2 separate regions of the Homo sapiens genome follow, and region 1 is linked to region 2. The links are chromatin loops, found by intact Hi-C in ENCODE. Cell type or tissue: IMR-90. All regions are shown on one strand. Links, peaks and the distances in the headings refer to the core of each region. The heading gives the core; the rest is flanking DNA.

What was found. Peaks named below come from ENCODE experiments on the same cell type or tissue, not always from the same donor. Only the 100,000 strongest peaks of a DNase experiment are listed, where the experiment ranks them.
Region 1: it touches region 2 in a loop (10-fold over the local background); 1 of 110 quality-filtered maps calls a loop at or near these places.

The regions. Positions count from the first base shown.
Region 1 is chr4:118,417,393-118,434,041 of GRCh38, forward strand. No RefSeq gene overlaps it. Among named protein-coding and RNA genes, the nearest start is that of PRSS12, 73 kb to the left of the region's middle. In IMR-90, for the core only: a CTCF peak has its summit at 6,861 (motif pointing right); no DNase peak of the experiment used is centred there.
Region 2 is chr4:118,961,691-118,978,339 of GRCh38, forward strand. The region is part of intron 1 of SYNPO2 (synaptopodin 2); the gene reads left to right. It overlaps SYNPO2-AS1 (SYNPO2 antisense RNA 1), which reads right to left. Exons shown (of 3, transcript XR_939120.3): 3 at 192-506. Among named protein-coding and RNA genes, the nearest start is that of SYNPO2-AS1, 15 kb to the right of the region's middle. RefSeq lists an enhancer at 6,377-6,426. In IMR-90, for the core only: a CTCF peak has its summit at 7,798 (motif pointing left); DNase peaks (open chromatin) are centred at 3,391, 6,011, 6,451 and 7,831; H3K27ac peaks cover 1,988 bases.

The sequences.
Region 1 (16,649 bases), core at 3,268-11,267, 540 kb before region 2:
TCCCTCTAGTATCTCCAAGAATTTGGCATCCTTAGTGGCACAAAATTTTTGATGCCATCATGTAATGAGTGTGTTGCTCCACACCAATAGACACAAAAATCATACAGTACTTGCAATAAATAGAAACTGTTTTACATAGCATCTTGGTGAGGTAAGCTTGTATTAAATCCCTTTAACAAAACAAGAAACTAAGCTGTAGAGACCTGTTCAGGCTTGCCTAGGGTAAGTCATAGAATTACTGCTGAAGCTGAGGATACAAATTTACATAGTTTTTGGAGTTTGTGACTACACAATAATGGTATCCTCTTGCAGTTAGAATCAAGATATACTTGAGATATATTTTACTCTACATTATATTTGTGTACCTCAGGTAACATGAGTAAAGGACATGACTTAGCATGAGTTAATTTATTCAGAAACTAGAATTCTCTTACCTTTTTTCCTCTAATTAATTAGCGTGATTACAAATAGTTTCTTTTGAGGACATGTTTAATCTACCAGTAGCTGAATACTCAAAAGGAAATTTGCTTTTTGAAAAAGAAGTGTTCAATATTTAATAAATATTAACTGAGTGACCGCCATGTGCTTGGAGTTTGAGATGTAGGGCTGAACATGACAGGCAAGGTCACTGCTCGATAGCTGTAGCCTCCTGGAAGCACCGGTTTGACTTTTCTAGAAGCGAGGTTCCTGGATAAAGATGAATTTTTAAAAGCTGGAATGAATGAGCAGCAATAGCAGAAGGAGAAAAGTGAGTGAGGGCTCTCCAAGAAGCCATCTGGCAGGCTAAGGGTTCTGAGAGAAGCTCTGGTTTCAGAAGCAACTCAGGAATTACTTCTGTCATATTAGGATGGGATGGTAGGAGATTGGGAACTCTAGGGACTAGAAGTCATTTAATTTCCTGTCTACAATCCTTAGAAGAGGTTTTGAGACTTGCAACCTAGGACCTTAACTAATCATCTTCCCTCAGCATTGATAGAATTCTTTATTATACATGTTAATATCAGATTAGTCAGGATGGGCTAGATTATGCTGTGTTAACAGCCATTCTCTAAATCTCTGTGGCTCAACAGGGAGCTCTGCCTGTCATGGTCACTTGGGACCCAGGCTTTGGGTATAAGGCTACAGCACATGGAAAACGTATGACTGTCTCTCAGATTCTTAAAGTTTCTGCTGGAAGTGACATGTCATTCTGCTCACAGTTCATTGGCTAAATGAGTCACGTGGCTGTCTCTAACTTCAAGGATGGTATGAAATTCCAATCCTACCATGTTTCTAGAAGGAGAACCAGCCCTAATCACAATGCTACATGTTTATAGCTTGCCTCATAGAGTTTACTGTATTCTCCTGGTATAATTTTCTTACATGCTCAACTGGAGAGGAAGCTCTTAAATAGAAAAAAATCACAGTAAATTTCCTTTAAAAGATCTATTTTACAACTCTGGCATGATGGAGCACAATGGAGTCCTTAGTAATGGACTCCATCTCTTCCATCAGATAAAATCTTGATAACTGAAGTTAAAATTTGAATAATGAAACCAAAGGAAAAAAATTAAATGAATTTTAAGACAATTGAGATAAGAACAACTGTGGCGTCAGCATAATTCAATTTAATAATGTATTAAATATTTTGCAGAAAAGTGAAAAGAAATTGATAGCCAAATCAATGCAGCATTAAGCCACCATTTGGTCTAATTTCTTGCTGAATTGACAAAACAAAACACCAGTTTAGTTATATAAACATGGCTGATGTTTATACAAACAACAGAATTTGCCGGTAGCATTATCACTGGAAAATAAGATGTGTGCTTAATTCTTGTATGTTCTGAGCCCATCTAGGAAGAACATAAAAGACGAAGAACAAAGCAATCACAGGATGTTATCATGAAAATATCACCTTTGGCTGGAGTAAAGTTTTGGCTAAATGTGGCACTAGTATTTATTACAGCTCACCTTTTTATAATGAAAGGCTATGGACTGAACATTCTTATTATTTCCCATTTTCTTACCACTCTATCCCAACACACATGCACATGCATGCACACGCGCACACACACTGGCACCCACACCCATGCATGTGGGACACACAGAGCAGCCCAGGCAATTTCAATTGTTGGGAGCTTTGCTTTTATTAGGTATTAGTCTACGGACTTGCTTTCTCTTTAGAGAGACTAAGTGAAACCAAACTCATTTCCACCCAGTTAGCCTGCTGGAACCTGTAACAGTTACTGTAATGTTAAAAGCAGTAAAACAAAATAAAAACCAGTCAGTTCACTTACTCCTGAAGTCCGCAGTTTGGTGTTCAGCTTTAAAACATATGCTCTGGGTGTCCTGTGGTGGCTACCAGAGGCTTTGGTGAGTCATTGTCAACCCAGTGGCTAGAGAAGGGCTGGAATGCCCCTCTTAAATACAGAGCCACGTTTGTCCTTCAGAATGGCTGCTCGAACGAATTTATTGCTCAACTCGAAAGGCCGTTTTTTATAACCCACTGCAGTTGTGCTTCATGGGTTTCTCCACCTATCCTGTAAAGTGTATTGGGAAATTAATTTTGTAGATTTCCTCACACTGCAGTGACTAGGGAAATCACCCATTCGTTATTATCTAATGAGGAAAAAGTGGAAACATCTAGAAGCACTGCTCCCATCCTCCTCCCCAGCCCACACAGACACCTACCTCAGGCCCTCCCTGTCCCAGGTGAGCAGAGGGCCCCACCTTCGGAGGTTGCCTCCCTTCCACCTTCACCAATCCTATGACCAGATTATCCCCAAGGAAATGTCAATTTCCAGGCAGCAAGGGAATCATATAAAGATAAGATCATTGAGAGATTTTTTTCCTCCGTGATTGGCAGTTTATATTTTCTTGGGTCTACAAATCTGACAGCATTTATTAAATTTTCTAGTTTGATACTGACCTCTGTCTGATGCTGGGCTGTCACCATGCCCAAGACTGAGGGGACCCACAGTCTAGCTAGAAGGCATGGATCAATTCCAACTGTCCTACCCCTAGCCTGTGGGCAGGAGAAAGCTCTCAGGCTCTGGCACAGGAGTCCCAGGGGCAGGATGCATGATCTTCCACTGTGCCTCCCAGCCATGCTGAGCAGCAAAGCAGACCATGAGCCGGTCTCCCTTAAATTCATTTGCTTGATTTGTCCTTGAGTGTCCTTGGATGGGTTTGTTCCCTCCTTGTCCAGTATGTCTTGGTCATCCTGATTCCTGGGCTTGGCTCCCAGGTTGATTCTTTCCCTGACACAAAACAGGCACTATGGGCAAAGACACCTGCAGCCTTGGAGAGACCAGAGATGCTGGATGTTTCCTGTTAGCACTCAGGAAAGCTCAGAGCCTTTGATGAGCATCTTTTGATCCATTAGTTAAAACCACGCTGGGTTCTTTATAGTGGTTAGTTAGCTCTGGGCTATGGGATTGTGGAAGACATTCATTTCTTCTTTGGATTCACCTGGATTTTCTGCAACGGACATGTATCGATAAAATACATGGTGCTTTTCAGAAATTGCCCCATCATCATGTTGCTGTTGTTGTTATTGATATTGTTGTTTCTGATGGATAGAGATCTAGGCCTGACACTCCAAGCAGTGTGAACAGCATTTACCTTGATAAGCATTCTTACATCTTAACCCTCGGGAATTTTAAATAGAAGTGTTCTGTGTGATTAAATTAACAGGTTTAGAGATGGGTGTCCTGGTTATTTCCTTTGTTCTCCTCCTGGTAGCTGCCTGCACTCACAGCATGTTGGGAATGGTGATTATAAATGTAACCATGCTCTCTTCTTGTAACTGGAGAGCCCAGGTACCTCTTATCCAGCATGTGACCCTCTTTCTACCTCAGGATAGTCATACTCTTAGGCTTCCTGGATTTATTCAGGGCCAAAGGAGTGGTCAAGGTCCTTTTTGTTTTGCCCTATTCCCTTTGGAAAACATTTAGTTTATGCCCATGTTACAGATTGCAAAATACAGGCACATATTCTCTCTAATGTGGTCTGCATGTCCCTTTGCAAGGACATGCAATGTGACTTCACTACTCCTTTCATCAAGAAAAGGAGCCTCTTGGCCGGGCACGGTGGCTCACGCCTGTAATCCCAGCACTTTGAGAGGCCAAGGCCGGCGGATCACGAGGTCAGGAGTTGGAGACTATCCTGGCTAACACAGTGAAACACAGTCTCTACTAAAAAATACAAAAAAAAAAAAAATTAGCAGGGCGTGGTGGCAGGTGCCTGTAGTCTCAGCTACTTGGGAGCCTGAGGCAGGAGAATGGCGTGAACCCAGGAGGCAGAGCTTGCAGTGAGCCTAGATCGCGCCACTGCACTCCAGCCTGGGCAACAGAGCGAGATTCTGACTCAAACAAAAAAAAAAAAAGAAAAGAAAAGGAGCCTCTTTACCCTAATCTGGGCAAGCCTTGCAACCTGATTTGCCAAAAAAAATATGAAAGAAGCAATGTGATGTGATTTTCCAGGCTAGAATGTAAGAAGCCTTGGAGCTTCTGCTTTTACTGTCTTCAGATGCTGCCTGAAACCACTGTAAGAAGCTCTAACCTACTGGAGGATAAGGGGTGAGCCCAAGAGCATCAAGGCTCCCATCAACAGCCAGTCCTGTGAGTGAGGCCATCTTGGACCTGCCAGCTCAGTAAACCCTTTTGCTGAACACAGCCCAAGGAAGGAACCCTTGCAAAATGAAATCATGTGGTCAGTTTGCGGGGTGGTTATTACACAGCAGTAGATGATTGAAAAGGCCCAGTGTCTTCCTGGGGACTGAAACACCCACCTCCTGTTCATGTTGATACACGGTGAGCAGAATATGGATGTGGGAGTGGTGTTGGTTGCAGGTGAGGTAGAGAAGCAGTAAACAGAACACGAAGACCTGATGTTCCAGGGTCGGGAGTTTAGACTTGATCCTAACAGCGGCCATAGGCAGATTTAGGCAAGAGAGTAACGTGGTCAGATTTTCATTTTAGAAAGTTACTTTGACATCCATGTGGAGAATGAACTTGAAGGTCACAAGGCTGATGGAGCCAGGAAGACCATTTGGGAAGTGATTGTAGTAATCTACTTAAGAGTTCATTACGAGCTGGGGAATGGGGAGGTGTTAGAGAAGAGAAAATGGATTTGAAGAGCTGAGGGATGTTAAAAAGGCAAAACTGGGCCAGGGATGGTGGCTCACGCCTGTAATCCCAGCACTTTGGGAGGCCAAGGTGGGCAGATCATGAGGTCAAGAGATTGAGATCATCTGGGCCAATATGGTGAAATCCCCTCTCTACTAAAAATACAAAAATTATCTGGATGTAGTGGCACACACCTGAAATCCCAGCTACTTGGGAAGCTGAGGCAGGAGAATCGCTTGAACCCAGGCAGCAGAGGTTGCAGTAAGCTGAGATTGCACCACCGCACACCAGCCTGGTGACAGAGCAAGACTCCGTCTAAAAAAAAAAAAAAAAAAAAAAAAAAAAGGAAAATTGTTGGGACTTGTAATTAATTGGGTGAGGAAACTGAGTGGCAAATGGTCTCAGCTCTACACATAGAGAGCCCTGGGGACATAGGGAGAGCACATTTGGAAGGAAAGATGATGATTTTAGTTCTTAAAATTTTGTTTGTGGAGGAGGCATTCAGACAGAGAATTCTGTTGGGAAGTTTTATGTAGAGAACTACATCTAAAGAGGTCAGAAGTGAACTTCAATAAAATTGAGGTGACCAATGATCATCAGTTTTAAAGAGGACATATTTTCTTTTTCTGTTAAAGGGAACACACTTATGAGTCAGAAAGCCAGACTTTTATTTTTTCTCGCCAAAGGTTATTGTACAACCTACAGAAGAGAGTGTAAACACTGGTCTTTAAGATGAATTGTAAAGCTCTAAAGAGAATAAGAAAAATTGTGTTTCATGATTTATGATGGATAACATTTTAGAGTTGATTTCATAAGAGAATTCATTAAGCCAATAGACAACCATGGCATTTTAACTGTAGTGTTTAAGTATCTTTAGCTCTGATTTTTTAATTAGCAGAAGCAAATAAAGAGAGCTTCGTTTTAACCATGAGAAATCTCTCTTCTGTACTTCATGTGACTAAATTTGTCCAGATGCTGCTGTTCAAATAATCACAGCGATTGCCAACATAATGGTTAATTTCCTGAGAAGTAAGTTCATGCTTTGCCTCAGTTTGCTCCCCTGTAAGATCAGACAGCAAAATAAGAATAAAACCGACTAATAGGTATTGATTGCCTCTGGAACAGCTATCAATATAAAGAGCCAGACAAAACACATAATAAAGAATTGTGTTAGTGCCAGAGAGACTTTAGAGATCATTTGCCCATCTCTTTACCTTCTCCCACTTCTTTCTGTCCCTCCACCCCCCCAGCTCTGATACAGACACACGGGATATTAGTAAAGGATAGTATTTGTTGAGAGCCTTTTGCGTGTCAGGCACTGCTTCTAAACGTTGTATAATACCAGCTCATTCAATCTTCAAATCAATGCTATGCAGTAGGTACTCTTCTTCTTTTTTCTTTTTTAATTTTACAGCTGAGGGACTTAGGTATGGAGAGGTTAGGTAACTTGTTCAAGGACACCAAGCCAGTCAGGGTGCCACTGGACCTAAGACAAGGTAACCTGGCTCTGAGACCAACCCCACAGAGAAGTATGTGGATGCTGACAACACTGTAGGAAGTTACAAGGAGCAAAAGAATAGCAGCCTCAGCCCTGAATTCCACTGTAAGCTTCCCTCTAATCTTCCCTGCCTCACTCTCAATCAAATAAAGAGCTGATCAGGAAGCAACTATGCACGGTCTTCCCCTCCACACCTCCAGCCCCAGCTCCCTTCCCCAGACTCAGTGCCTGCCAGCCTGTGCCAGCCCCCAAGATGGCAGTGTGGAGCCATGCACCAGGTCTGCCGCGCACCCAGCAGTCGGCTGTGGGTTCTTTGTATCTGTCAGAGTCCTGGCAGGAAATGGTTTCATTCTCAAAGGGTTAACTAGGAAGAATTTAGTGAAGGGTCTGTTTACAAGGTTTAGGAACTAACTGAAAATGGTGAAGCACCCAGGGACTGGCACTGGAGCTTCCCCACGGGAGCTGAGGCCAGAGAAGTATACATCCATTGTTGTTTTAAAGAGTGGTTAACTATCTATTTGCTCTTATTTTCAACATTTCTGCTGGGGCCTTGCATTGAGCAAACTCAACTGTAATCTAGAGAGCAGGGACTCCTGAGTGGCACATTCAGTGGGAGTCAGCTTCCTAGGGAATCATTTATTTATTTATTATTTATTTATGAGACAGAGTCTCACTCTGTAGCCCAGGCTGAAGTGCAGTGGTGCGATCTTGGCTCACTGCAACCTCTGCCTCCCGGGTCCCTGTTCAAGCAATTCTCCTGCCTCAGCCTCCTGAGTAGCTGGGATTACAGGCACGTGCCACCATGCCCAGCTAATTTTTGTATTTTTAGTAGAGACGGGGTTTCACCTTGTTGGCCAAGCTGGTCTTGAACTCCTGACCTTGTGATCTGACTGCCTCGGACTCCCAAATTGCTGGGATTACGGGTGTGAGCCACTGAGCCCTGCCTTCCTAGGGAATCTTGTAGGAAGGACAAAGGTAGAGAATCTGTCTGATGGCAGAAGCAAATGAATGCCCATCACATGCACTTTCTTCCAACAGAGCAACTCGGATACTATGAAACAATGCTAAGTCAGTCTCAGTGTCTGTTGCAGTAATATTGTACATACTGTAGGTCTTAATCATAGGAAATTACATGCCCATTGCCCTGTGCGCAGACCGGAGCGCACTTATGGGGGGCCCGTAGTCCTCCTTTCAGACATCTTTTGTTTCTCTGCCCAAACAAGTGGCCTTCCCATAGAAGACTGCCCAGAGAACCCTATGGCAACCCTACCCTCTTATTCCACTTTATTTTTCTTCAAAGTGTTTATTACTCCCTGTTGTTATGTTAGACTCTATATTTCTGTATTTGCTGTCCTCCAACTTGAAAAGAACCTCTGAGAGGGGAGGGACTTTCCTGGTCACATTCACTTGTCCCAGCACCTATGATGGTGCCTGACATATCTCAGGGGCTCCTTAAATATGTATTGCTTGACAATGGGTATCATGGCTCAGCCTCCTCTGGGGTTAGGAGGCTGGAGGAAAGAAACTTTAGCATGAGTGCAGTGAGAGTAAAAGAATTCAGCAGCTCTAATCAGGGAATGAATCTGGTGTGTAATAGGATCTCAAGGCTTGACTCCTAGTCTAAGACCATTTCTGGAGTTTGCTGACTTGATCCCCATGCTTCATCATTAGCACTTTGCAGGGAAGGAGCTGAGCATGGATCTTGACTCTGAATTGGCTGGGGCATGCAAAATCGGGGGAATGCTTGGTGTTGCCCAGGCTCAGCTCTGCCTAGACACATGTGAGGGCCAAGATCTGGTTTGTGTTTCATGAGCTCTCCCAGGATGAAGACCCAGCCAGGCTGTCTGAAGAAGGGGTGTTCTTGAGTAGGAGGGAAGGTCTGCTCCAATATGAAAAATCTAACAATAGCATAGTCCTTAAGAGCTTGAGCTTTGAAGAGGGAGAACAGACCCATTTAAGGCACGAAAAATAAAGGAATCTCTTGAGTACCTCCAAGGAAAATTCCAGCCACCTGGCTAGCCTCAAGAAGTAGATGAGCACCCTGATAAGTAAGAAGGTAATAATAGCTTAAAACAACAGTCAAGAAAATTAGAGCCACAAACTAATCTTAAATGACGAGTTAATGGGTGCAGCACACCAACATGGTACATGTATACATACGTAACAGAACTGCACGTTGTGCACATGTACCCTAAAACTTAAAGTATAATTTAAAAAAAAGAAAATTAGAGCCACAAAATGTTTGTTTCCCTATAGAAACTAGAGATAACATCTTAACATATGTCCCTGAGTTGTTTTGTAGAAACCCAGACCCCGCTAAATGGAAAATACCACCTGTTGGCTCGTAGATCTCAGATAAGGAGGAACTGAGGACTGAACTCTCACAACTGTTCTTTGTTCTCAATTTCTTCCTGAGGGACCTGGAGGAAGTCACACCCACAGGCCAGAGCAGAACATTCCTTTCTGCTGACCCCAAGTTTGTAGCCAAAACTTAACCAATCACAAATCAGAAAATCTTTGGGTTTTTGTTTGTTTGTTTGAGACAGAGTCTCACTCTGCTGCCCAGGCTGGAGTGCAGTGGCACGATCTCAGCTCACTGAACCCTCTGCCTCCCAGGTTCAAACGATTCTCATGCCTCAGCCTCCTGAGTAGCTGGGATTACAGGTGCACACCACCACGCCCAGATAATTTTTGTATTTTTAGTAGAGATGGTGTTTTGCCATGTTGGTCTGGCTGGTCTCAAACTCCTGGCCTCAAGTTATCCACCCACCTTGGCCTCCCAAAGCTCTGAGATTACAGGTGTGAACCACTGCACCTGGTCTCAAATCAGAAAATCTTTGAATTCATCTAATGGTCACCTATCCTGTGGGCCCTCACTTCGAGATATTTTGCCTTTTTTGGCCAAACCAATATGTAGCCTCCATGTATTGTATGACCTTGCCTGCAACCTCTGCCTTCCCACCTTTAAAAACCCTTACACATAAACCATCAGGGAGATTAGGCCTTAAGGATTAGCTGCCTGATACTCCTTGCTTGCTGCCTGCAATAAATTCCTCAACTTCTGTCTCAGCAATGCCGATATCAGTGCTTGACTTTGATAGGCTGGGTGGGTGGACCCAAATTTGGTTTGGTGACCCTTTGAGCTTAGATTCAAAATTCTAGTTTTGTCACTCTGCAGTTTTGTGATCTTGAGCAAGTTACTTAACCTCTCTGAGCCTTGTTTGTCATGTGTAATGAAAAGAGCTATACTTACCTTGTGAGGTAGTCCTCAGGATTCAATGAGATAATAAGTACTCACTAAACAAAACTCGTTATTACAAAAGAATCACTTTGTCTCTGAAGTGGGCAATTCAACCCATTTCTAGGAGATTTTAAACATGATTTTAGATATTTGGTGTGATTTTGTGAATGGGTTTATCGTTAATAGCTTTCATGCTCCAGAATTTTCTTGAATAATAGGTTTTTGCAAAGTGCATTCCATGGAATACTCATTTGGGTGACGTTAATAGACATCACTCAAAAGCTGGGTGAATATTACAATGTTTACTTCATCTGTAACAAGCTGAGTAGCTACAGTACATATCTAAGAGGGGGCTCTAATTCTCAATATTTTCCAAATTTATGAGATCACAGACTTTTCTTTTAGTGAAGTGCTTAATGAAACTTAAGTTCTGTGAAAAGTACTTTGAGAAATATTGCTTTAAAAAGAAAAAGATTGAGCCCTGTATCAGGGGAAATATCTAATATTATATTAAACAAAAAAGTCCCACTGAAGAAAATCATCTTATTGTTCATAGACCTTAGTTTAGGTATTGGGGCCAAAGGATGGATGACCATTTCAAATGATCCAGGCTAAGTCAGGAGGAGAGCTCAAAGTCTGATCTGGTGAGTAAGTTGTGAAGGGAATATGATGAAAAAGTGCACTTCTATTGCAAAGAAATCATGAGCTAGGTTTATACGCTATGCTGTGAATGGCCAATAGATTATAAATTCAACAGTCTCCCTGTCACAGCTATGGTAATGACGACTGTTTAGGCCTTAGGGGAGCTTTAGGGAGAGGCAATTTCATACTTAAGTCACACTGACTTAAAAAGTGAAATATTTGAAATCATTGTTGAAATCACTTGGAGGTCGTCAGCAAGCGGGTGAGGTTGGAATGCCTATCATTTTCCTCAACCTCACGTCCTCTCATTTTCTTATTTGAAAATCTATTTGGCTCAGAAACTACACCTAGGGTTAGTCAAAAATCACCTCCTGATGTTCCTTTTAAAGGAAGCTTCCAAGTTATTTGAATAGCTTCCAAGTTATTCATCGAGAAACAAAGCAAATTCAAAGATTATGTCCGTAGGCACAAACTGGATGTTAAGAAATCCTGGCTGCATAAACAATTGTCTTATAGAAAAGAATTTCTGTTCCTCTTTTCCCTCCCCTTGTCAATCCTATTTGTCTCAGACCTGGGTTCAAACACTAGCTGTAGAGGCTATAAGCTACTGGAAGCACATTTGAGCCTGAAATAAACTGAACCTCTTTTGCCTTGGTTTTCTCACTTGTAAATGGGGATTTTTATGCCTACCTCAAAGGTACGTTGCAAGGATCGAGGGACAGAAAGTGCAGCAAGTGGCCAATGAATAGAAGTCTGGTTTTCTGAGCATCCTTGCAGCTGCAGGCTTCAGTCTACCAGAGAATGTGAGGTGTTATTCTTCTAGGGCAGTGGTTAGAAAAGAAAATGAAAGTAGCAATACTCTTTTCCTAATGCAACCATAGATGGATGACCAGAATTTGTAATCCATAAGGTAGAAGCTGCTGTGCCTGAGGAAATAGAAAGTGGGCAGAGGTGGAGGGGCAAGGTAGGGAGTGGAGTGGAAGGTAGGGAGAGTTTGATCCTAGCCTGCACTGCTCCTCAGAGGTACTTTAGCCCCTTTGGAACAGTATTAGAAAATCATGGCTCTATCAACTCATGTCTGAAAATCAATTGCTATTTCAGAGCAGGAGGTGACCAATCTTGGAAATAAGGAAGGGAGAGAGGCAGCCAAGCCAGCAGCTCCTAGGATTAGTCACTGCCTGGAGCCAGTTCTTGGAAGTTCCCCAGAAGCTGTCCAGTCTTATGTCATGTCTAGTCAGCAGAGTCCCAAAGAAGCTTGTCATTCTCTAGGCATTTGTGCTTACATTCTGATGGGCCTAATAGCAGGGAGATGACATGGAGCCCAGGCAGAACAGCTGAGATTTCTACTGGTCGTGACCTCCATCTTCTCCTTCATACCTTTCCTACCTTTCTTTTTCCATGCATTCAACAGACATTTATTACCCAATAAGTGCCAGGTAGTAAGCCAGGACCTGGGGAGAGCAGATGAGTAAGACACCGTCTCTGTCTCTCAGGAACTCTCAGATTCTTAGGGACACATGTACATCCTAATAAACACAGTAAATCTCATGAATGTGTAAGTTTAAATTATTGATATAGGCACACACAGACAGAGGGACTTCATTCTTTGCAGGTTCTATAGTATTTCATGCCCACTCTCCTTTCTTCCTTTGCTGCTCACATCATCCTTCCTTCAAGGAATTTGGGGGAATGGTAGACTGAAAGTGGCCCTTTCTGCATAATTCTTCTTGAAAATAAACATTTGCTCTCTTCTTAGAGGCTGACTATACTGAGAGCTACCACTCCTTGGCTGCTTATTAGCCATTGGGTTATTGCTAAGCCCTTTACATATGTTATATCATTTAATTGTATTGAATCTTCACCACAACACTTCAATGGAAATATTTTTCCAAATAAGGAAAGGTGAGAATCAAAGTAGTTGTATTAGTCTGCATTGCTATGAAGAACTACCTGAAACCGGGTAATTTATAAAGAAAAGAGGTGGGCTGGGCACGGTGGCTCATGCCTATAATCCTAGCACTTTGGGAGGCCAAGGTGGGCAGACCACGAGGTCGGGAGTTAGAGACCAGCCTGGCCAACATGGTGAAACCCCGTGTCTACTAAACACACACACACACACACACACAGATTAGTTGGGTGTGGTGGTGCACACCTGTAATCCTAGCTACTCAGGAGACTGAGGCAGGAGGATTGCTTGAACCCTGGAGGTGGAGGTTGCAGTGAGCCAAGATCACACCACTGCACTCCAGCCTGAGTGACAGAGCGAGACTCCATCTCAAAAAAAAAAAAAAAAAAAAAAAGAAAGATGTTTAATTGACTCTCAGTTCCACAGGCCATACAGGAAGCATGGCTTGGGAGGCCTCAGGAAACTGACAATCATGGCAGAAGGTGAAGGGGAAGGAGGCACGTCTTACTTGGCTGGAGAAGGAGGAAGAGAGCTAAAGCGGGAGTGCTGTACACTTTTAAACAACCAGATCTCATGAGCACTCTATGATGAGACAGCACTGGGGGATGGTGCTAAACCATGAGAAACCACCCCCATGATCCAATCACCTCCCATCAGGCTCCACATCCAACACTGGGGATTACAATTCAACATGAGATTTGGGTGGGGACACAGAGCCAAACCATGTCAGTAGCAAAGAGATTTTCCCACACAGCTAAAAAAAAAAAAAAAAAATGGAGAATCTGGATGTGTGCTTAGGTTTGTCTGATTCCCGGTACACTCCCCTATGCCATTTCTGATCTGCAAAGAACCTGATCCCAAAGCCTAATCCCAATATGATCCTAGAGCCAAGAGATGAGGCGTGAAGTAGCCACCTACTTTGTGTGCTTTCAAATCAGATATGGCAAGATTCTTTGAAAAATCAGTCAACTGGATTAAGCAATGCCTAAGTATGAAAGGATCCTTAGAGGAACTAAACCATTTCTTCATTTTGCTCCATGTTCTTTCTGTGGCTCTACCAAGTTTGTAGGTTAAGAGCAAGGCATCAAAACTTACTGAGTTTTTCTTCGACACTGAATTGACTCGTTGTCTCAAGAACAGGGAGTCATTGCCCTAGTCTCATCTCTTAACATTTACTTTTCTTTCTTTTGACTAATGGAGATGGTGCTCCCTGCTCTCTCTAGGAGACCGCAGGACCTAGATGATAACCTGCATCCCTAATCCTAAAGGGAGCCTAAGAGCAGTAATGATGGCCCTCTATTTGCAATAGATTACACTTTTCCCATATAAAGCTCTTAGAACTGTCACTGTGAATGATGTGCTGATTGGAGATAATGGTGACAATGATAATTTTATAATTGTACTTTGTACTTCTCATCTCCTCCTGGAATCACAAAAGAATTTGTACATATCCCTTACTCAAAATAGATCCATTAGTTAAACTATTATAAGATAAAAAGGCTACAGATAAAATGCTGCCCATTGAGGCCCAGAGGGGAGAGAGTCAAGTGGACTTAGAAATCCCCAGCCCGGTGCGGTGGCCCATGCTTGTAATCCCAGCACTTTGGGAGGCCAAGGCGGGCAGAATACCCTGAGGTCAGGAGTTTGAGACCAGCCTGGCCAACACGGTGAAACCCTGTCTCTACTAAAAATACAAAAATTAGCTGGGTGTGGTGGTGGGCGCCTGTAATCCCAGCTACTCGGGAGGCTGAGGCAGGAGAATCACTTGAACCCAGGAGGCGGAGGTTGCAGTGAGCAGAGATCATGCCACTGCACTCCAGCCTAGGCGATAGAGTGAGACTCTGTCTCAAAAAAAAAAAAAAAAAAAAAAAAAAAATCCCCATATCCCCATTCACTGTCCTTTTCTCCAGAAAATACTCCATTTCATATAACTGTCTAAACAACCGTTTAAGGTCTACACAAGATTGTGAAGTGAACCTGCAGGATTAGGAGGGTAAGGATTCCCACCTAGGTGGGCTCACTTGCTCTGCCATACCTGGGTAGGATCCCAGCCTGCTTCTGTGATTGTCAGGAGGCACCAAAAAGGCTACCCTAGGTTTTCTGTCATTCGGCCCAAACATTTCCTCTGCTGGGCAAATGTGGAAAAGAGGCATTAAGCTGGTGCTCCCACAACTGAAAGGAAAGCAATTCTCTTTCTGTTGTGGTTCCTTCCTCTTTGGACTCTTTTCTTCCATTCCAGCCTATCCCCTTCTTGGAAAAGCTGTTCTACCAATAGCAGGGAAGAAACAGCCCTGTGTACCTGATACGCTACCCTGGGCACAGGCGATTGGACCAGGGATAGACACCTGAACTGATCTGGGCAGATGCCCTCTTCTGGCCATTGAGAATTGACAGCATCAGACATCTAGAACATCATAGTATTTTAAAATTCTGCAGGGACATCCACCAGGCTGAGGGGGACCAATTTTGTTTTAAACATGTATCCTGAACTTGGCTGGGCATGGTGGCTCATGCCTGTAATCGCAGCACTTTGAGAGGCCAAGGTGGGCAGATCACTTGAGGTCAGGAGTTTGAGACCAGCCTGGCCAACATGGCGAAATCCTGTGTCTACTAAAAAATACAGAAATTAGCCAGGCGTGGTGGTGTGTACCTGTAATCCCAGCTGCTGGGAAGGCTGAGGCAGGAGAATTGCTTGGACCGGGGACGGGGAGGTTGCAGTGAGGTGAGATCATGCCACTGCATTCCAGCCTGGCCAACAAGAGCAAAATTCCATCTCAAAAAGAAAAGTATCCCAAACTTGGAAATCAAAATAGGATGACTGCACGTCTTTCTAATGCCATACTGGAAGGTTGCCTAACAAACCACCAAAGCTTTTTTTAACTCTCTAAGGGAATGTACTTTTGTTTGACTTACTATTTACTATTGATTAGGGCCCAGACTCTGCCAAGTTACATGTTAATTTTTGTCTGGTAGAGATACAAATGATTTTTGTCCTGTAAAAAGATTTTATTGCTCTACAGGACATTAATGAGTGAGGTTTCCAAATTAGCAAACTTATGTCAGCATGCTGTTTCTGATGGTCTATCCAAATCTTTCTCCTTCCAATTCTCTTTTCAAACAGCTTTACCATCTTCTGGTTCTTTCTTTTGTGAAGTGAACAGATCTTTATACACACTCCCTATAGACTTATATAAGAATCATGTTTTCACTTTTTGAAAATGATGCTTTGACAATTCCACTGAACAGGCTGGGGAAAATTTTATGAGAATTGTTGGATCCTGCTCACAAGCAAAAAGATAAAACCAGGCTATCCTCTATCATGGCTGATCTGGGGTTCATTCCCAGAAATGAGGGTCTTGGATCAGGGTCAAATATGTGGGTGGGGTGGGCTCAATTGCTGAGATACCCATCTCATGAGGAAGGATGGGACCCATATTATGGGAAACAAAACAGGAAGAATGAGAGTGAAAAGATTAATGCTTTCACTAAATTGGGAAAACAGGAGAAAGTGTTGTTGGATAAAGAAGGAACTTTAGCACAATGAGCAGAGACAAGACGGTAAATGTTCCTTATCCAGTAATCTCTGATGAAAGGCCAGTGCTCACATCATTAGTAATGTCCAGAACTAATAATATCAGTAGTAGCAATACTCACAATGTAAATAAGTAGCTCTCATGTTTTGATTGCCAATAGTGCTAGCAACCTTACATGTATCACTCTCTACCCCAGCCCTGTTAATTGGTACTATGATGAAGAAAGAGACTCAAAGAGAATAAATGACTCACTCGCGTATTTTTACACAGCTAGAATTGCTACAGAAAGGATTAAAGCCAAGTCTATCCAACTCCACAGTCTATGTCCCTCCCTCCCTCCCTCCCTCCCTCCCTCCCTCCCTCCCTCCCTCCCTTCCTTCCTTCCTTGCTCCTTCCTTCCCTCCCTTTCTGCCTCCCTCCCTCTCTCCCTCCCTCCCTCCCTATCTCAAACATCTATTGAGTGTCTACCATGTGCCAGGCACTGTGTCAGGCTCTTGGGATACAGCAATAAGCCAAGTCCTTGCTTTCAGTGAGTTTACATTCCAGTGAGAGGAACACAGAAACAAATGTATCTCTATGGCAGCAAGTGCTATGAAGAAAATCAGCTTCATTTTTATTGTTTCACGCCCATCATGCAGGTTTCCCACAGTCCATCATCCCCACTCCACCCCCCACCCAATGTAGTGCTTTCCTCTGTCCTGGAGAATCGGAAGGACCTCAC
Region 2 (16,649 bases), core at 3,141-11,140:
CACTGCTGCCTGCCTGCATCTAGACTACTACCTGGCCCAGAGTAAGTGTTCAATAAATATTTGTCAAATCACGGACATACAAATGTAAAACAATAGAAGATAACTAAGTATTCCTAAAATGTTTGGTGCCAAGAGTGATGCAATGTATCACCAGGAAGGCAGGTTTTTTGTTTTTTATTTTTTCTAGCCCTTGTCCATTTTCAGTATATGGCTCTTTAGTGGGTGTTACCTCCATTTAAATCTTGTCTCTACTGACAGAATGAGGCTTTGGGATGTTCAGCCCATCTTGTTGGTCAGAAAGATAAAATTTTTATCTTTGAACTTATTGTTCTGAAGACACACATAAGAGCAATCACCCTGTGTTCGCTTTTGCTCCCTTTCATCAGGTAGTAGATGGCTGGTAACTGATGGTTCATGTGGTTAGACTTTGAAGCATCCGCACAGCAGCAATGGATGAATTCCTGAGAGCAGATGAGCTCACTGAGGGACTGCTTTTTGAAAAGGAGCTGTCAAAGGAAATAGAGAAAAATGATTAGAAAAGTAATAGGAAAACAAGATGAAACTAAGTCTCTGTAGCCCCAGGGTGATAGAAAATAGCCAATTTATAAAGGAAGTCTTGTTAATGCATCTTTGACATACTATGCTTTTTTACTAGAGGCAGATGTGCCTTTCATTAATCAGTGAATAGCTAAAAATGTTCCTGCAAAGCAAAATATAAACCTAGCGATAACGGGTACCTACAGAGAAGGCAAAGTTGGGAGCACATGGAATAATATAATAATAATTAAAGTATTCAGTTCTTACTTTCTAAAAACATTAACCCTGCTAGGACATTTTCCTAATTATAAAGGGTTTTAGAATAGTCCTAAAATCCCTAATTTTTCTAACATTTTTATTAGGAGAACTTTGACTATTTTTAATAGCTCCAAAGTGTTGGAAATAGAGATCATTTTTGTCCCCTTTCATCATGTGTTGAGTGATTGAGAAATCAGCTAGGGAGATTGGCAAAATCAAGAACTGGGAAAAGCTTCCATCTGCCCCAATCTGATCCAGTCCTGCTTCCATGTTTGGAAATGGTTCCTTGAGCTTATCCACATTTTGTTGGCAGCTCATATTTTTGGAGAATGACAAGTGCTTTTCTCCTTACCACCCATTAGCCATAATCTTGGCCTTGGGGAATGCAAACTGTCTGTAATGTTCAGAATCTGAGGGCAAGTAAGCTGAAGACCAGGTGGAATTGTGGGTGCAGCCATGATATAAGAACTATACTGCAGCCACACACAGAGCTTGCCTGGTGGTGGTATATTTTGTCCCATAATATGAAGACAGAAGGGAAGGAGAGGTCATTTTTCAAAGTAATATAGAGAATAAGAGTTAAACATATCTGAGAGTGAACTCAATTTGTATTGCATTTAATTCCAAGAAAAAGGCACTTCTATAACACCTTTGGTGAGAGTAAATTTTTGTGCCCAAAGTCAGATACTTTCCACAAGGCACCCTAGGCAAGTGTCTATCTTATTAGATCATTACAGTGAGTATACAGACCAGTAGTCTCTGTCCCACTGAAATGTGTTTTCATCTAGGAAAAATAAACTTTTATCATATTTGTAATTTCAAAGGTGGGTTAATTTAATAGCACATTCATACAGGCCACCAGACTAAGAAATAATTTTACCTGACTTACTGATCTGTATTATTAGTAATTAATTGCTACTTCAATGCTGAATAAATCTGAAATAATAAGGAAAGCTTATGATGTTTAGACTTTTTATGTATTTAGACTGGACTGAAAAACTTATTTTTAAGTCTTGCATCTTTAACTTTTTTTAGAAGTTGGAGTCTTGTGATGTTGCCCAGGCTGGCCTGGAACTCCTTGGCCTTCCAAGTAGCTGAGTCTACAGGTGTGTGCCACCGTGTCCAGCTCACATCTTTACATTTTTTTAAAAAAATCAGATTTTATTATACTTGTTTATTTTACCAGTTGATCAAATTCTCAGGGAAATGAGGATAAACTGATTTTTAAAAATTAGTTTTAGTACATGCTGTTATGATTTATTTCCATAGTCTATAAAACTTTAATTACAGAGGTACAATCTCAGATCCTCTGACCAAACAACTTGCATTAAGCTTTTTGCATAAAGGCCTAGGAGACTTGTTACTCATATTTAACCATTGCCTCTAGGCAAACTCATAGTAGCATGGAGGCCACAGCTGTCCTGGATACAGTCTGTCCTCGAAATGCAATCAATCAATCAATCAACCTTCTAATCAAATACTGGCCAGGTGATGCATGGCTCTCACTGAGATGGGATTGCATCCTATTAGGACGTACATGGGTTTTGCATGAGGGGGACCACCCGTCAAGATTATCCACCAGGCTTTTCACTCCATTTAACCTAATTCTAGCATATGGAGCAGGTGCCAAGGAAGTTTTGGGGGATAAAGATAAATAATAGATTTTTCAAAATAAGAGATGTGGCTGTGTGTGGTGGCTCATGCCTGCAATCCCAGCACTTTGGGAGGTTGAGGCGGGCAGATTACTTGAGCTTAGGAGTTTGAGACCAGCCTGGGCAACAGGCAAAACCCTGTCTCTACAAAACACACACAACACACACACACACACACACACACACACACACACACACACACACTAGCCAGGTGTGGTAGTTTGTGCCTGTGGTCCCAGCTACTTGGGAGGCTGAGGTGGGAGGATTGCTTAAGCCTGGGAGGTAGAGGCTGCAGTGAGCTGAGATTGCACCACTGCACTCCAGCCTGGGTGACAGAGTGAGAGCCTGTCTCAAAAGTAAATTAAAAAAAAAAACAATTAAAAACTGAGAGATATGGAAAAAATGTTATCTGAGAAAACCATCAGGTTTTATTTATTAGGGTGACATACTATTTCTCTCTCCCTCTCACTCTGCCTCTCTACTTCCACCTGTATCTCCATCTTTCTCTCTCTTCTTCCCTCCCACTCTTTGATTTGATTTTTTTTCTCATTAATCTTAGGTGGTTTCCAAGGAAGAAAGTTTACGGTAAAGCCATTCATTTATTTATTCAATAAATAGTAACTACTGTCTGTTAGACATTGTGCTGGAGATGTAGATGTTCTTACAAACAAGAAAACCCCTGCTATCAAGAAACTCAGTCCAAAGGACTGAAAAAAAGACAAGAAAATTAACCTTTATGTGGAATACATAGTGTGTCCCAGGTGTTAGCTGGGACCTCCTGGCTCGTTGAGATCTGACTGGAATCAGCACAAAGCTTCCATTTCATGTCCTTTCGAAGCCCAAAGGCTGCTCCCAAGATTTCTGTTGCATTCACAGTCAGCTCTGCCCTGACTTCCTGCTTTCTAATGTACTGTGCATCTTGTAGCTGTTCCTTTATCTCTGTCTTGGCATAAACTCAAGCTTGGGAAACAACTCTTTCTCATCTATTCTCCCTCCCCTACACCACACACAAAGCAATCATAAAAACCAAGCTGATAATATATTGCAAAAACTTGAACTGAGAGTTTTTGGGTCATGGGAGAGCACAGCAATAAACTTCAAATGACAGAGGGCACATTCCTGTTATGAGTCCATTTGCCAGCACCCCCCCACCCCAACCAGGGCCTTCTCACTGTCTGCTTTACCCCACACAGCAGCCATATGCCTGCCAATCTTCTCATCCATCTCCCGGTTCTACTCCTCACATCATCCCTCCTGCACTGCATTCTACCCTCCTTCAAGCTCCAGCTCCAGGATGCTCTTGCTGTCTGTTGTACAGAGTAATTCTGTTCTTTTCATGCATCCCCCAAATTCAAATCCAGGCCCACTTTTTTCATACCTAAATCCATCTTGGTGCTTGGGCAAGGAGACTTTTATGTTCCAGGATCTACTGTCTAGCCTCCATAGAAGGCAATTATGGTTACACAGTATTGTTTTTTCTCCTTCTTTACTTGCACTATGATTCATTTATTCAGTCATTTGACAATATTTACTGGATGTCTGCTATGTATCAGGCACTATTATCGGTGCTGGAAATAAAACCGTGTACAAGATGGCACAGGTCCTGTCCTCATGGATTTACATTCTGGGAAGTACGTACAAGATGATATCAAAAAGTAGAGGGGGCTGGGTATGGTGGCTCACATCTGTAATCTCAGCACTTTGGGAGGCTGAGACGGGAGGATCACTTGAGCCCAGGAGTTCAAGACCCGACTGGGCAAAATATGAGGCCCTGTCACTACAAGATTTTTTTTAAAAAAAATTAGCTGGATGGAGACTGAGGTGGGAGGATTGCTTGAGCCCAGGAGGTTGAAGTTGCTGTGAGCCATAATTGCACCACTGCACTCCAGCCTGGGTGACACGGTGAGACCCTGTCTAAATAAATAAATAAGCCCATACCTCATTCTGGGATGGGAGACTATTGTGGATTATGGAAAGCTAAGTCTGATAGGACAACCAGGATTAATCTAGGTGGATCGGAGGGACTCACGGGCAAAAGTTGGCAGCAAAATTCTCAACCATTCATTTGAGTGGATAGAAAGAAACGGGAAATAGAAAAAGTGGTTTATTTGAGAAGGCATTCATCATCGCTCCCTCTGGCTCCTATACCTCAATGCTCAAGCAATACCTTTAAAGCAGAATTGAGGTATGAGCTCTCTAGGGAGAAAGAAAAGGCAGTCTGCCTCCCCATTTTAGCTTCTGGGTAGAGACGATAGATAGAATAGGCTTGTTTGAGTTGGTTTGTCTTTCCCAGAAACCCTGGAGCACAGCTCCCCCACTTACCCTTGTAAACCCCAAGGGAGGACTTCTTCTATATAATCTTGCCTGAAGAAGGAAAGCTAGGGTATGGCAGAAGGTTTGGTCAAGATCCTAAATTGCTGTGGGATTTAGGATTGGACCCCAGGGCTGCTGCTAGTTCATATGAAGCATTTATAAAAATTTAAATTATATAGCTATGTATCATATATATAACATATATATACACACACATACTTCTGGGATGATATAACCCAAAGCTACTGTTTTACAGGGCTTGGCAAGTGAAAGACCCCCCTCCCCTAGTTCCTCCTGTATTGGGTATTACCTGAACAAATGGTGGCCTAGTTTGTCCCAGATTGTATAGATTTTACTAATGTAGGTTGAACAGATTGATGAAGTTTTTAAAGTATCTGAATCTACTCATGTACTTGAAGAGCAGGTCAGCAGGTCCTTCCTTACAAAGCTCTGAATGATTAGTTAATAACATGGTAGTTTTTAAGGAACTGTACCTCACAGTAAGTACATCTTTTTCCTCTTTATCCAGTTACTTAAAATGACAGTAATAATAGTTAACCATTATTGAGCATAATGGATATGTTCCAGACAGGCACTAAATAGTTTACAAAGATTAATTCTATGAATTCTTATAACAACCTTATAACACAGGAGTGTACTATTATTCCCTTCTAATATTTCAGAAAACAAAGGTTTCAGTGGTTGAACTCAGCTACTGAGTTAATTTCAAGCCCATTTTAGCTCCCACTCTATACTGCCCATTTTCTTTTTTCTCTCCCACCCTCTTCTTTCTTTCCTCTACCTCTGTCTCCCTATAGGAAATAAAAGTCTGCGGAGGAACCACGTAAATATGATTTTCGTCGAGCCACCTGATAACTCTACAATTGACCTTTTAGCTCTGACATTCCCTGAGACTGAGTTTTCCAACAAACAACTTCTCTTTGTTGTTTGGGTTATGCTTAAGAGCCAGCGTTCTGAAAATCCTGGCTTCAGGTTTCCAAACTAGCAGGTTGTGCTCAGAGCCTAATCCTTGCTGGATGGTAGCACATTTCATCACACAAAAACCACAGCTCCTCTTGGTCCTTGGCCTGATGCTCTGCAGCTTCTTTGGCCAACTCAACTAAAAGTGCAGTGGGGAAGCCCCATTCATGGTAATTTCCAGAGAACCATTTGCCTCACTTGGGGAAACGGGTATAGCACAATCCCTGATAGTTTCTGGACAAAAAGGTTCCATGTTTTCCCCTATGCTTTTGGCATGTCTTGGATGATTCCCTTTGGTATGAGTCATCTCCTTAAGAAATCATAAGATATACAGCATTTAACTAAAGTTTGTAACACCAGATTCTCTCCAGAAGGTGTTTTCCTTGATTTGGCTTTTTAATTCTTCTTGATTTGAAAAATCTTTATACCAAAAAAAAAAAAAAAAGTCAACTTAAAACATGGACCTATCCATGCAACTTTAAACTTTATTAGAGAATGTCATATAATGAAGACATACAGCTATTCTATAAAATGTCTAACTATGGTGAAAAAATATGTGACATTCAATGTATTAACTTTCAAATAACATAGCTTAGTGCTCTTGGTTATTGGTTTCCAAAGACTTGCTGAGCATTTCCTTGTTTGGCCTTGGAAGAATTTGCTCTGGGATTTCAGCCTGGCCCTTGACTTGCTGAAAAACCACAAGATGTAGAACAAAGAGAGCAGGCTGAGAAGCCAGTTAGTGAAAATGAAAGCAAGAGGTCCTGGCCTGAGGCTTAGTGTGTGTTCTTGAAAGAAGGAAGTTGCTGCAGGGTCAGGAGAATGTCACTGGAGGCCCTTGCACTTGCTAATGCCAATCAGACCTCATGGGCTCCAGGCAAATCAACAAAGTCTGGAGACGAAATGTTTGAATGTAACTGTTACAGCAATGTCCTGGCTCCACAGAGATGTCTTTTCTCCCAGAGGTTACTGTTTCACCATTAACCATTTAACCATTTTCTCAGCCACTCCTGAGCTCCAGTCCACTCTCCCAACTCAGTAGGAAAAGTGAGTGACAGATTTTCTAAATTAGAGCCCAGACTTCGAAAGGTCACAGCTAAGAAAGCACCCATAGGCATTTGCCTTGCCATTTAGTAAAATTTCTGACCATGATACAGTGATGGGGCAATCTAAGAAGGAAAGGGGACTGGATTTGTGTGGGTTTGCAGAGGTTAAAAGAGCAGTGTCTTCTGGGAGTCCCTGGTGGAGGAGTGATGGGTCTTTTTTCTTTTTAAAGAACTTTAAGTATATACTGACTTGCAATGGGTAGAGCAATTTTTAAAATTTCAAATGAATGGCATAACTCCCTTGTGGAGGCCTCTCTTTTCAAAGTTAAAAACAAATTTTTGCAGAAGCAAGCTCAGACTGATTTTTGAGCCCTCCTGCATTTTCCAGGTGGAAATTCCTTGGCCTTTGAACCCTGACTAAAACGTCAGAGATTATAAATCTAACTGCTAAGTATTATGAAATATAGCGTGGCAAAACAAAAACGAAAACAAAACAGAACGAGAAAATCCACAGAACGAGAGGAGTGAGGAGACCACTGTCTTAGCCTCTATGTAGTTGAGCAAGTCCAGGAGTCTTTCCAGGTCAGTTAAAAGGAGGGACACGAATCATTAGTTAACCTCAAGGGGCCCTTGCAGCTCCTAAATTGTATACTCACATAAACACAACACTCTGTCTCTGGTGGGTTACCACTGTTTTATGATATCCTACACTGTACAGCTAAGTTTTGGACCAAGTTTACAAGGTAGTGTTACTCCCTAAAACATTTTTCTGATATATTAAATTGAACTCTAAGTCCCAGAAATGCTACATAGAAATTACATTGCACTTTGTAAAAGTTGTATATGGCTCCAAAACTGCATTAGAGACTAAAAATATATTTCCAAACTCTTACATGCATGGTGTTCGTTTAAAATGGAAAATGTATTTGTAAAAAAGTACGTTTCTCTCCCGATGGTAATACTGGGTTTATATTATCCATTACCAGTGCTTTCACTGCCCTCTGCTGCTCTGAGGAGGTGTGGAGCGCCAGTCTTTTATATCCCATTGGAGAAGGCCAACTTTTCATTTATGGTCATGATTATTAATGTTCACTGGCATATTCCAAGTGTAATACTATCTGACTTGGAAAATCCCAACAATGAGGTAGCCAATGGCCTGAAACCAAAGAAGCACTGTGTTCCTGTGAACCAGGACTTTCTAAAGTCTTCTGGGGTTTTATTAAGTTCTGGGCGTTCTTTCTATAAGGTCACTAATATATGAAAATAGCTGTTATTTTGGAAGTTGATTACAAGGTTTTTTTTTTTTTTGGTAAAATATCAGTTATTGTTTAAAACATGAAAAATTAGTAGAAATGCCAACAAAAATGATTTGAGATGAGAACCTGGCCTCTTTAAAAAGTAGACTGAAGTGTAATAGAATTTCATTATGGGAATGTTCTATTGTTTGCATTTAACTATTAGATGATTAGCATAAGGAAAATATTGAGCACTTTCATTGTTTCAATTATATTTTTCTATTATTAATTAACAGCATTAGGTAAAATTTCTGTTCATTGTCTAGGACTTCTGTTTAATAATGATAGCAAAAATTAATAATCGACATATATGAGCCTTCTTGGAAATGTACTTGTAATTTGTACTCACTTTCCACCTAGCAAAAGCTTTATCTGAAAGCTGTTTTATTCCTGAATTATAAATTATCAACAGATTTCATTCTCTTAACAATTATCTGTCAAATGCCTACCATGTACCAGACATAAGCATGTAGATGAATAAACTACACTTCTACCCTAAGGTGCTCACATTTTATTCAGAACAAAATATAGATAAATAAATGTTTTATTGAGAAATTTCCAAAGGTCTTGCTATCATATGTGCCAATCAAGAGCCCCAGAAGTTTGATTGTTTCTGATCAAGATCTATGACACAGTCACTAGTGAATAACTCTGTCCCTTAGTACTCTTTAATATTCACTAAATAAAACAATAAGTTTGTATCCCTCCAATTTTTTTACTATATACCCTGTAATAACTTGATACCTCCCTTGGATAAGATGCATGAATGCTTTTACCTTAACCACCCCACATATTATTTACAAATTTGTCTGTATATGATAGAAAGATAAATATACTTCCCATAGCAGATAACCTCATTTCATTATTATAAAGGGACTGTAGTAGAAAACTGGTCTTGCTATATCCAATTACTGCCAAAATAGAGAAAGCTACAAACACTCTAGAACCAAGGTGGGTGGATTTGGCCTATGACCACATAGGCTTTCTAAAGGTTCCCTTCATCTCAGAAGCATTTGCACATGCAGAGAAGAAGTCCTTAGAAGAGGACTAGAACACGGTGGGTGCTTTATAACTCCTTGTCAATAAATGAATGAATAAAGTAATCAATCAAAAAGATCACTTTAGTTTTTCTCAGAGAAATGTCAACATGAGTTCCAGAGGACACAGAATCTTTTCATTTGTTTTGACCCCCAATGATACTTTGTCTCCTTAGACAGGCTTGTTGTTAGACCAACACTCTCTGGGGTGGCAAAAAGCTGGGGTCACTTTGGGACTGAGCACATTCTGGTGCTAGTGAAAGGTCCCGTGAGCACCTTCGCTCCTTCTCTCCCTCCGTGTTAAAATGCAATATGTTATTCTTTGACATGAAGATGAATATATGTTATATTTGATTTCTGAGATTTGCTCAGTGTCTTAAGTTAGCTGTTTTGGCTAATGTTTAGTAAATTACTCTAAACAATAAGCAGATAATTATTATGTGTCTTTTAAACTGAAAACAAAGCGAACCCATGACTCTTAAGAACAAGGAGCCAGAATCCATGGATGGTTATGTTATGCCAGTGTTTTCAAGACAGCAGAGGACTGGGCAACTATCTCAAAGGTCCCAAATGTTGAAGGCTTAGAGTAGCTCTCCTACATCCCACCATCCTTTTAGGCTTTAACTTGAAATGATCAGTTTTACTCACAATGAAGATGCACTGGACAATGTGACTTAGACCTGAGGCTAGAATGGCGCTTCCATATCTTTTAGGAATTAATGTTTATTACATTAAAGCCAATGGGTCTCCAGTGAAAGGGCAACCTGACTTATTCATTCATAGACAGCAAAGCTGGCCTGGAGAACAAAAGCTAGCTGGGCCTGCTAGGGCAGGGTTTGCCTACTTTCTGGGTCCTGAAGCACAAGTGAGCGCATCATCTGTGAACACAGTGGTCTGAGGCAGTAAGAGAAAGACCTGGCCAGCTTTTCCTTTTCAATGCAGTAACCATGGTCTCTGAAAAATAATGGCTCAATGACTCAGTCTCTCTTTAATCAAATTAGCTACTCTTCCCATGCCGAGAAGTGACAGGAGAGATCCAGAAGTGTTATGTTCTCCCATCCATGAGAGGGGTGGACATTCCCTCTTTTGAGAAAGTGTAAGAAGGAAAATAATGGTTTCTTCAACATCACATAATTCTACAGGGATAGACCTCATAGTGTGGTCCCAGTGAGCGTCATAGTACTCTACAGTGGTCTTGAACAGCTTCGTAGGCTTACATGTAGAACTCTATTTAATCTCCACAGAAATTCTATGTAGGAGTTATCCTAACTTCTGACGAGAACTTCCTCAGAACATAAAAGAAAGAGAGGAGACAGAATAATATTTAACTATACTTATAAAAACAATTCTGAGGCCGAGTGCAGAGGCTCATGCATGCCTGTACACTTTGGGAGACAGAGGTGGGAGGATCACTTGAGCCCAGGAGTTTGAGACCAACCTGGGCAGCATGGGGAGACCCTGTCTCTACAAAAAAAGAAAGAAAAAATAGCCGGGTGTAGTGGTGCGTGCCTGTAGTCCCAGCTACTTAGGAAGCTGAGGTGGAAGGATGGCTTCAGTCCAGGAGGTGGAAGCTGCAGTGAACTGTGATTATGCCACTGCATTCCAGCCTGGCTGACAAAGGGAGACCCTGTCTCAAAAAAAAAGAAAAGGGAATTCTGAGATTTCAAGCAGAATCTGATTCCCTTACATTTCCCCAAATAGGAAAATAAAACACTTTTTATGTATTTTTTTCTTTTCCTCCAAGCCCTTCAAACTGTAAGGGCAGTTTGTCTAAACTAACTCAGAAGGGAAACGAGCAAATTTGTCTCTTAGGTGCTAGCTTTGTTTTTTCTCCATCACTTCTAGCATTGTCCTCTTAGGATTGTTGTCAGGTTTACAGAGTCAGCAAGGGTGAAACTGTTTTGCCCACTGCCTACAATTTTAAGTTATACATCTCTAAGTTTAAATCTAGTTCTGTGACCTTGGGCAAGCTACAAAAATCTCCTCAAAGTTCAGTTTACTTTTCATCACATAGTGAGTGCTTAATAATTTCAGTGTCTTTCATTTGAAAATTGGAAACAAATTAGATATTACAGGATCAGAAATACATATTTTGTAAGCTGGCTATCCCCGCTTGCTCACCTGCTTTTTCTCCCCATTCACACCACTTTTTCACACCAATGGTCCCCACTTATTATAACTCAACTTATGATGTTTCAACTTTACAATGGGCTTATACATGCATTAAATGCATTTTTGACTTATGGTATTTTTTGATTTATGATGGGTTTTGTGGGACATAGTCCCATTGTAAGTTGAGGAGCATCTGTAGAGTGAAAAACGTTTGAATTTTTGAGTAAGTCAGAATTATAGAATTAGTAATTCTATATTATTATGTGAATTCTGTTAATTATTATATGAATTCCATCAATTATAGAATTATTAATTCAAGGATTCTATTATACTATTATTAAAATTATAGTACCTCAAATATAAGACTTTCTCAGCATTTTAAAAAGTAGTTTTATTATACATATATACGTATAATGATTCTAGTAAGGCACACACTTGCACTAAGTGTGTGCACACAGAGGTCAGCTTCCTTTCACGGTGGTGCTGATTTTTAAGAGAAAGCCACAGCATAGCACGTATGATATGATACTGGCAGTTTTCGTTTCTGTGATGAGTGAGGATGAATTAATCCCTGTGCATGTCAGGTTTGGCTAACCACCATAAAAATTTCCCTTCACCAAATGTAAATATGTATCTTGCCAAGTACTTTCCACTTACTTTTTAAGCTTCATGTTTTTATTGGAAATTTAACCCATGCGTGTTGAGTTATTTACTGAACTCGGAATACTGTTGGGCAAATGCCAGTTCATAGCCAAAAAATTCCCTCCCCACAAAAGAACCCACCATAAATAGCCACATTTTTTTCTTCTTTCCTTTCATTTTCCTAACCACAATTTTGGATATTAATTAGTATCAGAACTAAAAGAAGCCTAGTTTGGTCCTGAAGTTACATAAAAGCTATATAGGCTACACCAATCAGTAGCCACTGGACATAAAACCTAAACAAACCCCACTGAAATAAGCAATCTAACATCACTCAGAACATAGTTTAACACAAGTAAATTCTTCATTGACCTGTTTTAAGATTCTTCTTTCTTCACAAAAGCAGGAGTCAGGTATTATTGTTCCCATTATACAGCTGAGGACGCTGACTTAAATCATCAACCTGCTTATCTTGGTCATATGATTTTAATTTTTGAAAAGAGAGTTGAGAATGAGAGTTAAACATAGCTAAATATTAAACCTGGACAATAATTATGTTTGAGCTAAGAAAAGAGGCATTTCTACAACACCTTTAGTGGGAGAGTAAATTTTAGTGCTCAAAGGGAATCAGCCGTAGCAAGTGGCATCTGTAGCATTTCTCAGTGGGATGAGATAGAAAATCTCACACAGGTATTGTATCTCAGGCCTTAGAGATTCCATACCTAGTTGTAGTGGTGGCTCTTTTTAGAGCCAAGTTATATAACAGGCTTTCTTGTTTGTGAATATACAGTCCATCCTTGACTCTCTTGCCCATCCTTGGCCACTGGCCCAGCAGAGGCCTAGACCCAGAATATTGTGGAAAACTGGATTTCTTGCCAGATTAGGTTTGACTTCCCTCACAGTTCACTTGTCCACACCTATGACTTCTCCCACATCTATCCCTAATTGATATGTTCAGCCTTGATTTTTCATTTGTCTTCTAGTCTTAATTCAACAATTTGATTGATTTTAACACATCCCTTTGCTTGGATACTTGCTAGCAATGTTCTCACATACAATCAATGTTAATACTGAAAATTTTGAAAAGAGAGCTGGGATTTTAGGGTTTCTTTCCCCAGATTTTGATTCTTTCCCTATGTTTCTTTCTTCTACCAACAGCATCACCATTATTAGGACTTTAGATTCATCCTTGACTTCTGCTTCTCTACATACCCTATCTCTCACTAAGGTGCAGTTTGCTTCAAATGTTGTCTCTTACCTCCTTCCTGGGGTTATTACAGATAACTCTAATCCAGGCTCTCATCACGTTGTTTTTGCAGAACTTTAATGGTTTCCTTGTTTCTCTATCTTCAGTCATCTCCTGTCTAGTCCATCCTACACACTGACTAATCTCCCTAGAGTGCTTACAAACCAATAATAATTTCTCATCACTACTGGATGAGAGCCAAGTGTTACATTCTGGCATTCAAAACTCTTTTCAATATGGTTCTACCCCAGTAATCCAACCTTACTTTCAATAACCTGTCACACACACCTTGCACCCACGTGAGGCCACCCTCTGCACCTCCAGGAGTACACCAGACTCTTTCCCACCACTGTTCTGTCATACTTATCTTATGGGCCACATATCGCTCAGTCATTGGGCTAAAGGAGCTAGACAAAGACCAGCACACAGAGTAACAAATAATTTGGGTGACAGATCCCAAAATCTATGTAGTACTACTGCTAGAAGGAAGACTAATCAACAAGTAGAATAGAGTTTGGGCACCTATGGCAACAGAAAATTTGGGGTTGTCTGGGCAAGAAGTTCCTTTCAGAAAAAGCCAAGCTTTAAGAGTGGGAATAGGCTGGCATATGAATGACAAACAGAGATGAAGGATCCAATACAACCATTATGAGGAACTTAAGGATACACACAGACAGGACTTGGGATATCTACTAACAAGTGGTAGCAGAGTCCAAGCAATCAGGCGAAATTCAAGAGCAGGACTTTCACCCCCAGGAAGGAGGAGGAGGTGCAAGGGGAAATTCCTGTCATAGAAGAGCTGGGTTACCACACAATTTATTAAGGGCACAATTAAGTCACAAAGAGTAAGACACACAGGGATATAGTTACAGGATTAGTTCCCTAGCACAAGGCAGAAGCCTAATCATCAAAACTTGGACTCTGGATCAGAGCCAACCAGCATTAAGTGACCCAGTCTCATACCCCAAAAAACACAGGGCTAAGAATATGTGCTCCACAGCCTGAGAGGGAATCTACCATAGTAAATGCCTTTGAACTTGAATTTCATTCTCCTGCCACTAGCTGTATGATCAGACACAAGTCCCATAACTTTTGTGAGCCTTACTTTCCTCAAAGTCAGGAGAAAAATAAATATTTTACAGATTTGTTGCAAAAATATAAAAGTGCCGGCTATGGAGACTGCCATTTATTAATAGACTCCCTGTCCCCTACCAGAGCTTTTGAAATCTTTCTTGCCCAATAACTGGATTGACTCTAGTGACTTTGTGTCCAGAATTGGTGGGTTCTTGGTCTCACTGACTTCAAGAATGAAGCCGCGGACTCTCGCGGTGAGTGTTACAGCTCTTAAGTTGGCACGTCTGGAGTCTGTCCCTTCTGATGTTCAGATGTGTTCGGAGTTTTTTCCTTCTGGTGGGTTCGTGGTCTCGCTGGCTCAGGAGTGAAGCTGCAGACCTTTGCAGTGAGTGTTACAGCTCTTAAGGCAGCGCGTCTGGAGTTATTCATTCCTCCCGCTGGGCTCGTGGTCTCAAGAGTGAAGCTGCAGATCTTCGCGGTGAGTGTTACAGCTCATAAAAGCAGCGTGGACCCAAAGAGTGAGCAGTAGCAAGATTTATTGCAAAGTGCAAAAGAACAAAGCTTCCACACTGTGGAAGGGGACCCTAGCGGGTTGCCAATGCTGGCTAGGGCAGCCTGCTTTTATTCTCTTATCTGGCCCCACCCACAACCTGCTGATTGGTAGAGCCGAGTGGCCTGTTTTGTCAGGGCGCTGATTGGTGCATTTACAATCCCTGAGCTAGATACAAAGGTTCTCCACGTCCCCATCAGATTAGTTAGATACAGAGTTTCCACACACAGGTTCTCCAAGGCCCCACCAGAGCAGCTAGATACAGAGTGTCGATTGGTGCATTCACAAACCTTGAGCTAAACACAGGGTGCTGACTGGTGTGTTTACAAACCTTGAGCTAGATACAGAATGCCGATTGGTGTATTTACAATACTTGAGCTAGACATAAAGGTTCTCCACGTCCTCACCAGAGCAGCTAGATACAGAGTGTCGATTGGTGCACTCACAAACCTTGAGCTAAACACAGGGTGCTGATTGGTGTATTTACAATCCCTGAGCTAGATAATAAAGACTCTCCACGTCCCCACCAGACTCAGGAACCCAGCTGGCTTCACCTAGAGGATCCCGCACCGGGGCTGCAGCTGGAGCTGCCTGCCAGTCCGGCGCCGTGCGCTCGCATTCCTCAGCCCTTGGGTGGTCGATGGGACTGGGCGCCGTGGAGCAGGGGGTGGTGCTCGTCAGGGAGGCTCGGGCCGCACAGGAGCCCATGGAGGGGGTGGGAGGCTCAGGCATGGCGGGCTGCAGGTCCCAAGGCCTGCCCCGTGGGAAGGCAGCTAAGGCCCGGGGAGAAATCGAGCGCAGCGCCGGTGGGCCAGCACTGCTGGGGGACTCAGTACACCCTCTGCAGCCACTGGCCTGGGTGCTAAGTCCCCCATTGCCCGAGGCCGCAGGGCTGGCCAGCTGCTCCGAGTGCGGGGCCTGCCAACCCCACGCCCACCCGGAACTCCAGCTGGCCCGCAAGCGCGGCACGCAGCCCCGGTTCCCGCTCACGCCTCTCCCTCCACACCTCCCTGCAAGCTGAGGGAGTGGGCTCCGGCCTTGGACAGCCCAGAAAGGGGCTCCCACAGTGCAGGGGACTGAAGGGCTCCTCAAATGCCACCAAAGTGGGAGCCCAGGCAGGGGAGGTGCCGAGAGCAAGCGAGGGCTCTGAGGACTGCCAGCATGCTGTCACCTCTCAACTTGAGGAGACACTAGCCTTGTGGGTGGGATCCAGCCATTCTCCTGATGGCAGGGAAGAGCTTCAGAGGCTAGAAATCAGACATGTCTGGATCATAATCCTACCTTGTCTGTGGAGCATCAACTCTGCCCTATAGAAATTTCTGCATTATGTAGGCCTTCTTTGAACGTATATCATGGTGAGTAGTGCTTGACCTTGTACAGTGTTAGCAATCCCACTTTTGACATCTCTAAAGCAACCCTGTAGGTTTATGGCATTGCCACTTATAATTTTGCAAAGACATAACTTCCACTCAGGAGTTCTGCAAGCCTGGTTCCAGGTAGTAGGTTACTAGCCAAGTGAGTGAACCCAGCAAATAGGACCTCATATATAGTCCAACATAGTTTTGTTGTTATCAAGTTGCCGTTGCATGAATATTTTATGAGGGAATTATATGCTACTGTAGAATTTGTGGATTGGGAATTTTCTAAGATCTTTGGGTGAATTCCTTGAAAACGTCAATGGCTTATGATGTCATAACTTATTGATTTTCTAGTTGCAACTTGCTTCTTGGCCAGATTTGCCCATCTAAATTTCAAGCTTCTCTAGGAATGAGCCAAGTCACATCTTTCCCTTTGTTCCCCACAATTTAGCCCAAAGTTGCCCTCAAAGCAAGCATTTAACCTGCAGTTGCTGATTGATTGAATTACTGTATCTTGTTGTCATTTTATTTACTTTTTAGAATTCTAG